2 separate regions of the Homo sapiens genome follow, and region 2 is linked to region 1. Evidence: chromatin contacts called from ENCODE Hi-C data. All regions are on one chromosome and are shown on one strand. Each heading gives the region's core, a stretch centred on a gene start or an enhancer-like site at or near the end of the contact. The rest is flanking DNA. Distances are from core to core; before and after follow the strand shown. Region 1 holds the start of ADAMTS15 (ADAM metallopeptidase with thrombospondin type 1 motif 15). Region 2 has its middle 13 kb from the start of MIR8052.

What was found. Hi-C counts contacts between places; a loop is a spot of excess contacts on that map. Pooled maps may share reads with other maps.
Region 2: a loop to region 1 is called in a map of heart right ventricle, with 5 times the contacts of the local background. The contact joins the enhancer-like site here to the promoter of ADAMTS15 in region 1. A Hi-C loop is called at or near these places in 20 of 168 maps with a recorded cell type or tissue (Right ventricle myocardium inferior, Right ventricle myocardium superior, aorta and 7 more) and 13 of 50 pooled maps.

What each region holds. Positions count from the first base shown.
Region 1 is chr11:130,447,027-130,450,243 of GRCh38, reverse strand. ADAMTS15 (ADAM metallopeptidase with thrombospondin type 1 motif 15) reads right to left here and starts at 1,599. Exons shown (of 8, transcript NM_139055.4): 1 at 314-1,599. The coding sequence starts at 1,270.
Region 2 is chr11:130,652,472-130,655,688 of GRCh38, reverse strand. No RefSeq gene overlaps it. Among named protein-coding and RNA genes, the nearest start is that of MIR8052, 13 kb to the left of the region's middle. Within about 2 kb of position 1,613, at least 16 of the 41 ENCODE cell types and tissues checked have a DNase peak (open chromatin) inside an H3K27ac peak, as active enhancers do; they include heart right ventricle, where a contact is called at or near this core.

The DNA.
Region 1 (3,217 bases), core at 350-2,849:
GCAGCTCCGGGGCGGCAACTTCCTGGGTTCCGGCCCCTCGGCGCCTGATCCAGGAGGCGCTGATTGGCCGCGCCAGGCCAACACCTTCGGAAAGCGCAGGCTCTCCTCCAATGGCCCAGATGCACGTGAGCCGCCGCTCCGCGGAGCGTGGGAGAGGGCTCTCCCTGGAAACTCCACAGAGTTGGAGTCGGAAGAGATCAACGAGGTTTAAACTCGGAGGCATTGCACGATACAAAGGGGATTTGGAGCGCTAGGGGAGGTGACCCTAAAGAACGGGACTATCTGGGTGCAAAGTGACGGCAGATCAACTCACCTGCCTGGTGAAGAGGATGGCAGTGTCCCAGTACTCGGGGTGCTTGTCACTCACTTTGTTCAGCTTCTTCTGCCAGGCACAGAAGTTGCGCAGCGTCAGGGCCGCATTGCCGGTGACCTTGGGCCCGGAGTCACGATCTCTAAGAAGCAGCACCTTGACCACAACGATGTTGATGGGGTTGAGGATGCTGGGATGGCGGTAGAGTCGCGCCGCCGTTGCCAGCAGCGTCAGCAGATAATGTTCCAGGTCCGCGCCGTGGAACTTGACCATTGACTCGTCCGCGACCACCAGCGTCTCCACGTACCGCGGGATAGACACGAAACGCTTGGCGCGCCCAGACCTGCGCCGGCTACGACTCTCCCCGAAGCCCGCCCGCCGCGGCTTGTAAGGGTCCAGGGCCCGTAGGATGGCGGGGTTCCAGCCCGAGGCCACCCCGCAGCGAGAGGTGGGGTCTCCGGAAGGCCCGCCCGGAACACCCCGGCGCTGGAGAAGGTGTGCGCCCTGGCTGTTGCGCTGCGCCGCCGGCGCGCTAGCATTGGGCAGCGGGCTAATGACATACTCGGCGCCTCGGTAGCCAAAGGCTCCGCGGAGCCCCCCGCACAGGCTCACAGCAGCGAACGAGTCCGGCTCGGCGTTCACGTCCCCAGAATAGAAGCAGCGTCGCAGGTCTGAAGAGCCCCCGGTGAGCCCCTGGAGGGGGACGCCCAGATGCTCAGTGGAGAAGGCGGGAGCCAAGAACTGAGCATCCGGCGTCAGGTGTAGGTAAAAGTCCTCCTGAAATGCTGTGATCTGAAAAATGAGTCCCTGATCCCCGGAGTCCTCGGGACCCCGCCAGTAGTAGCGGCGGCCGTTAATGTCCGGGTCCAGTCGGATGGGAACGACTACCTCCCGCTCTGGCTCAGAGCCTCCAGCGGTTCGCCCGGCGAAAGCCAGGGTTAGGATGCCCAGCAGAAGCATGGCGCCGGGCAGCGCACCGCCGCGCTGTGGGAAGGGGCTGGGCCGGGCTCTCCGGCCGCTGCCGCGGTCTCCGTGCAGCCCGCACTCTGGAACCGCCAACGCTACGGGACAGCCGGCAGTTCCCAGAAAGGAGAGCCAAGGGAGGGAGACTCCTCCCAGGGCGGCGAGCGTGCACCCGGCAGCCCGCGCTTCCTACCTGTGCCTTTCCAAGCAAAGCGCGCCCTGGGAGCTTAAGTACAATCGCTGTCAAGTGCAAGGACGAAGATTTGCAGCCGAGAACTAGCGGAAGGTGCCGGGCGGCTTCTCGCAACCGCAGCCACTCGCAGCGCAGCAAGCCAGGCGCTGGGCGAGCCTATTAAAGGCCCCCTCCTCTTTGGACGGCCCAGTCAGCGCCCCTCCCCTCACTCCCCTCCCAGCCTCCCAGAGCTCGCTGCCGGAGCCTCCAGGGGCCACCGGAGAACTCGGTCCCGCCTCCAGAGCGGAGAGCCACTTGGCGGGGAGGGAGTGGCATTGAGCTGAGGCAGGAGGCGTGGGCTGGCCCGAGAAACCGGCGCTGAAGTCTCAGTTTGCGTTTTGCTCTTGGTTATGCCCCACTGTCCCGACGCCTCACTCGCTTCTGCCCCCGCGGACAGCGTTCACTCTCTGGGTCTTAGTCTTTTATCTCAGGGCAGATCAGGTCAGCAGCTAGGAATGAAGACCCTTCACTGACCCGTCCCCAGGCCCACCTCATCCCTGCTGTTGCAACATCCCTGCTGTTTCTTAATCACAGAGTCCCCTAAAAGACCCAGAATCAAGAACCACCCCCCCCCCCGCGTAAATGTCCTATTGCCAGAAGAGCAATAGGACAGGGGCATGGGAGCCCTCTGGAACCCAAGACCGCCTAGCCCCAAGGTCTGCCCTGGGCCCATGGTGTGCTGGATGGGCTGGGGCAAACTCTTCAGTTCTCAGGAATCTTGCCAGCCAGCTGTTAATCACGGACATTATTAAAAATTAAACTAAACACACTTACAATTAAACAAAGTGTATATATATATATGCACACACACACACATACATATATATACACATACATATATATATATACATACACACACACACACACACACACACATATATATATATATTTTTTTTTTTTTGAGACGGAGTTTTGCTCTTGTTGCCCAGGCTGGAGTGCAATGACGCGATCTCAGCTCACCGCAAACTCCGCCTTCCGGGTTCAAGCCATTCTCCTGTCTCAGCCTCCCAAGTAGCTGGAATTACAGGCATGCACCACCACGCCCAGCTAATTTTGTATTTTTAGTAAAGACAGGGTTTCTCCATGTTGGTCAGGCTGGTCTCGAACTACCGACCTCGGGTGATCCTCCTACCTTGGTTTCCTACCTCCTACCTTGGTCTCCTGAGTAACTGCGACCACAGACACACGACACCACGCTAGGCCAATTTGTGTGTGTGTGTGTGTGTGTGTGTGTGTGTGTGTGTGTGTGTGTGTATTTTTGGTAGAGACTGGGTTTCGCCGTGTTGCCCAGGCTGGTCTTGAACTCCTGAGCTCAAGCAATCCACCCACCTCGGCCTCCCGGTGCGGGGACTACAGGCGTGAGCCACCATGCCTAGCCACAAAGTACATTTTTAAAAGGTAATAAATACTCAAAACCCGTCGCTTCCTAAGTATTTGATAATTACTTATGGTCTTGAGCCACCAGAACCGCCAACCCTCTGAGACAGCAACTCCCAGAAAAGAGTGCAGAATGGGGTGGAAATGTGAGGGAAATATTAAATGGTGTGCTGCCCTGCATCTCCCCAGTCAGGGACATCACAATGGCTTGAAATAGGTCCTGGTAGAAGTATTTACACCACCTGAATAAGCAAATCAGAGCTGGGGTTGGGGGCAGGAAGATGAGCCCTTGTACACAGCTACCTGCCTGGCAGGGATGTGGAGATCAGGTTCTG
Region 2 (3,217 bases), core at 364-2,863, 210 kb before region 1:
ATTATTTTTCCATCATGGGATTTAACTATCTGGACACTAAGAAAAGCTTATGTTTATCTTAGAGTGATATCTTTAGCTAACATACCACTTAAGTCGGGAACCAGCAGGTCACAATTTCACTGGTAGGTACAGGATCTACTTACACACTCACTCATGGGCTGTGTAGCCTGAGAAACTTAGAGTCAGTGAACATCTGTGCTCATCTAGTTAATGCTAATTGAGACTGAAGATTGAAAGGAAGAACCTAGAGCCTCAGCCAGTGGAGGAAATGTATTTTTCCAGAGAAAACATTTGAGAGGTGGCAGATTGAGAGGCTTAAAGAAGAAATACACATGAATATAAAAGTGAACCTGACAGCCAGGTCGGAGAAGGATGTCTTCCTTGTGAAGGCCCAAGATAAAGTCTCTTTCCTTTGTGTAATAAAATAGGAAGTTCTAAGTACAGTTTCAGGCTTTGTCCTTTTGAGTTGGAATGTTTCCTTCTGAGATCACCACAACTCTTCCATAAGGAACGTCACGTATGTACCACAACCCATTGTGTTGCGTGGGGAAAGGAGTGCTCCTCTGTATTCCTTTCTTGGATCCAGTGGAGAAGTGGGCTGCAGCTCCATAGGCAGGTTTGGATGCTGGGCCATTCACGGCTGTCAACAATAGAGAGGCTTATGACCCTGTAGGCCCCGGAGAAGATATTGCAGAGACATACTCCAAATCTCTTAATTGCCTTATAGTTTATGGAATACTACCATTTGAAGGAAAAGAAGTGGTTGCAACAACACCTGAACTACCTTTTTTAATATTTTCCCCCAAATAGACTATGTGTTCTGATATGGCAAAGACTGCCTGTCTTATTTGTAATGATATCCCCAGCTGTTATTTCAGTGTCTGGTATGTTAGAGGAACTTAGAAAATATGGGATGGATGCATGAATCTAAGTGTTAACCAGAAAATTCTCATACCCTCTAACAAATTTGGACAATGAACACAACAGGGACAGAACATGAAACCCAGGTCTAGCTTTCTAGTTCTAGACCATTTACTCTCCTTGTTAGCTGGGCTTTAGGAAGCAGAATTGGAAGATGAAAAGATGATCCTTCATGCAACTTAGGGACTCTTCCCAGCACATTTTGCTGCATTTCTCTGCCAAACCCTAAAGCCCCAAGACTCCTCTTAGCTCAGTAACACCTGTGCATTTCCTTAAATCCATTTCCAGAGTTGATAAATATACAAGGCAGAACAGAGTGGTGCAGCTCAAGGAAGTAAGCATGAGGATAATGGGTCCCTGTGCCCTGGAAATCTGGCACCAGTGGACTGTGTTAATTAGGTGCAAAGAAGCCATCTGGTCAATTTAGTTTTAATCTCATCAAGTTTTTTGAAAAACATTTGCCAGTGATGGGGCGTGAAGGGAAAATTTAAAAATAGTATAATTAGATGTGATGCCAGGAAGTCCTTGTCACGTGCCATCCAAGAGCAAAGAAGGAAAATGAAGAAGAAATTGCAAATACAATTAAATAAATACACCAAAATAAATGATAACAAAGCCAAGCAGACCTTGGCCTCAGTCCCTGCATTCTTCTAGGCAGTTCACTGCACTCTGTGTGCCGAGTTGCTTGGCAGGCTTTGCTTAGCTGGGCTGGGTTCAGCAGTGCTCAGGAATGTGAGTGGGAAGAGGTCGCCAGGCACCATTGCCCTGGCAGAGTGTCACTGAGTGTCACTGAGAGGGTGGAAGGGGTGGGACTGATATAAACCAGGCAGTGTCCTGCTGTCTGTGCACCCTGTACTGTGCTAGGTGTACCTGACCACCAAGACACAGTTACTCTCCACCTCTCTCCCCCGGGAGGAAAAAAGCTGCAGGGAGCATCTCTAAAGCTGAGCTTGTCTACCTGAATTATTCCATACCTAATGACCACTATTCAGCAAGTGCCTTGCATTCTCTAATCCCTGAAAACGTATGCAAAAAAAAAAAAAAAGTTTTACGTAGATGCCAGATTCTTGCATTTAATGGGGCAGCACCAGGAAGTACTAGAGATCCTTAACTTCAAGAGCAGGGGTCACTTTAAGATCTGCTGCCAGGCCAGGTCCAAATTCACAGCATCAAATCTTCAAAGACGGAACCAAGAGGGATCCCCTCTATTGCTCTACCCAGAAATACATTCAGAACCAAAGCTACCGAGTCAATGGCAAGTTACCAGTTTCTCTCTACTTCTTCTGTTCTGCAGCTGAGGCATTATCTATAGAACGTGTTTCTACAGCACAATAGTGCCAGCCTTAGAGTCCAAAGGCATGGGTCTGTGTCTAGATCCATGACTAGCTGAATCCACTGGCAGGTCACTGAAAGTCTATGAGCTTCAATTTGTTCATATATAAAACAAGATATATTTTCTCACCATTCTAAATGATAAACTGGCAAACATCTGTATGTTAGGTGTTATTATTGTTAAAGCTCTTGGAAACATACTGGAAGTACTCAAAGAAAGTATGTAGCAACTGCTGTGCCCTGGCTCAGTGTCAGGAGCATGAGTTCTGTTGCCTCATTCTGGGTGATTTGCTTCACTTCTCTGAGCTTCTATTGCTTCATCTGTAAAATGAGAGGGTGGGACTAGATTTCATACCAGTCTAGGCTTATCTGAGGCCCCTTACAACACCAGCTTCCCAGTGTACATAAAAGCTCATCTTGGGAAGACTGACTTACAACCCCAAAGACTGTATGCCCATAGCTCAGAATCTCCACATCTAGATGGGGGTTGGCAAACTACAAACTGCTGGGCCAAAGCCAATCCAACTGCCAGTGTTTGTGAATAAAGTTTTATTGAAACACAGCCATGCTCATTCATTTACTGCTGCCTACAGCTGCCCTCATGCTACGACAGCAGTGTAGTAGTTCGGTTAGTAACCACATGAAAGCCAGGCCTAAAATATTTACTGTCTTTCCCTTTATAGAAAGTTCACCATCCCTTGTTGTAGATGGTTGCTGGGTGATTTCAGCAAAAATATCAAACCACGTCTTACTTTCTTTTTTAAAAAAGTACGAAACATGGATAATCTGAGATACGTTGATGCTTTCTTTGGACAATCTAAGACACTGCTTAGGTGCATTAACATCACATAATAATAACAACAATAAACCTACTCAATCAACAGGTCTATTATTGGGAGGGAAGGGACATTTATACCTTTGGCATTGTTTTTACCAGACAGAAAACTTAATTAGACAAGGGTTT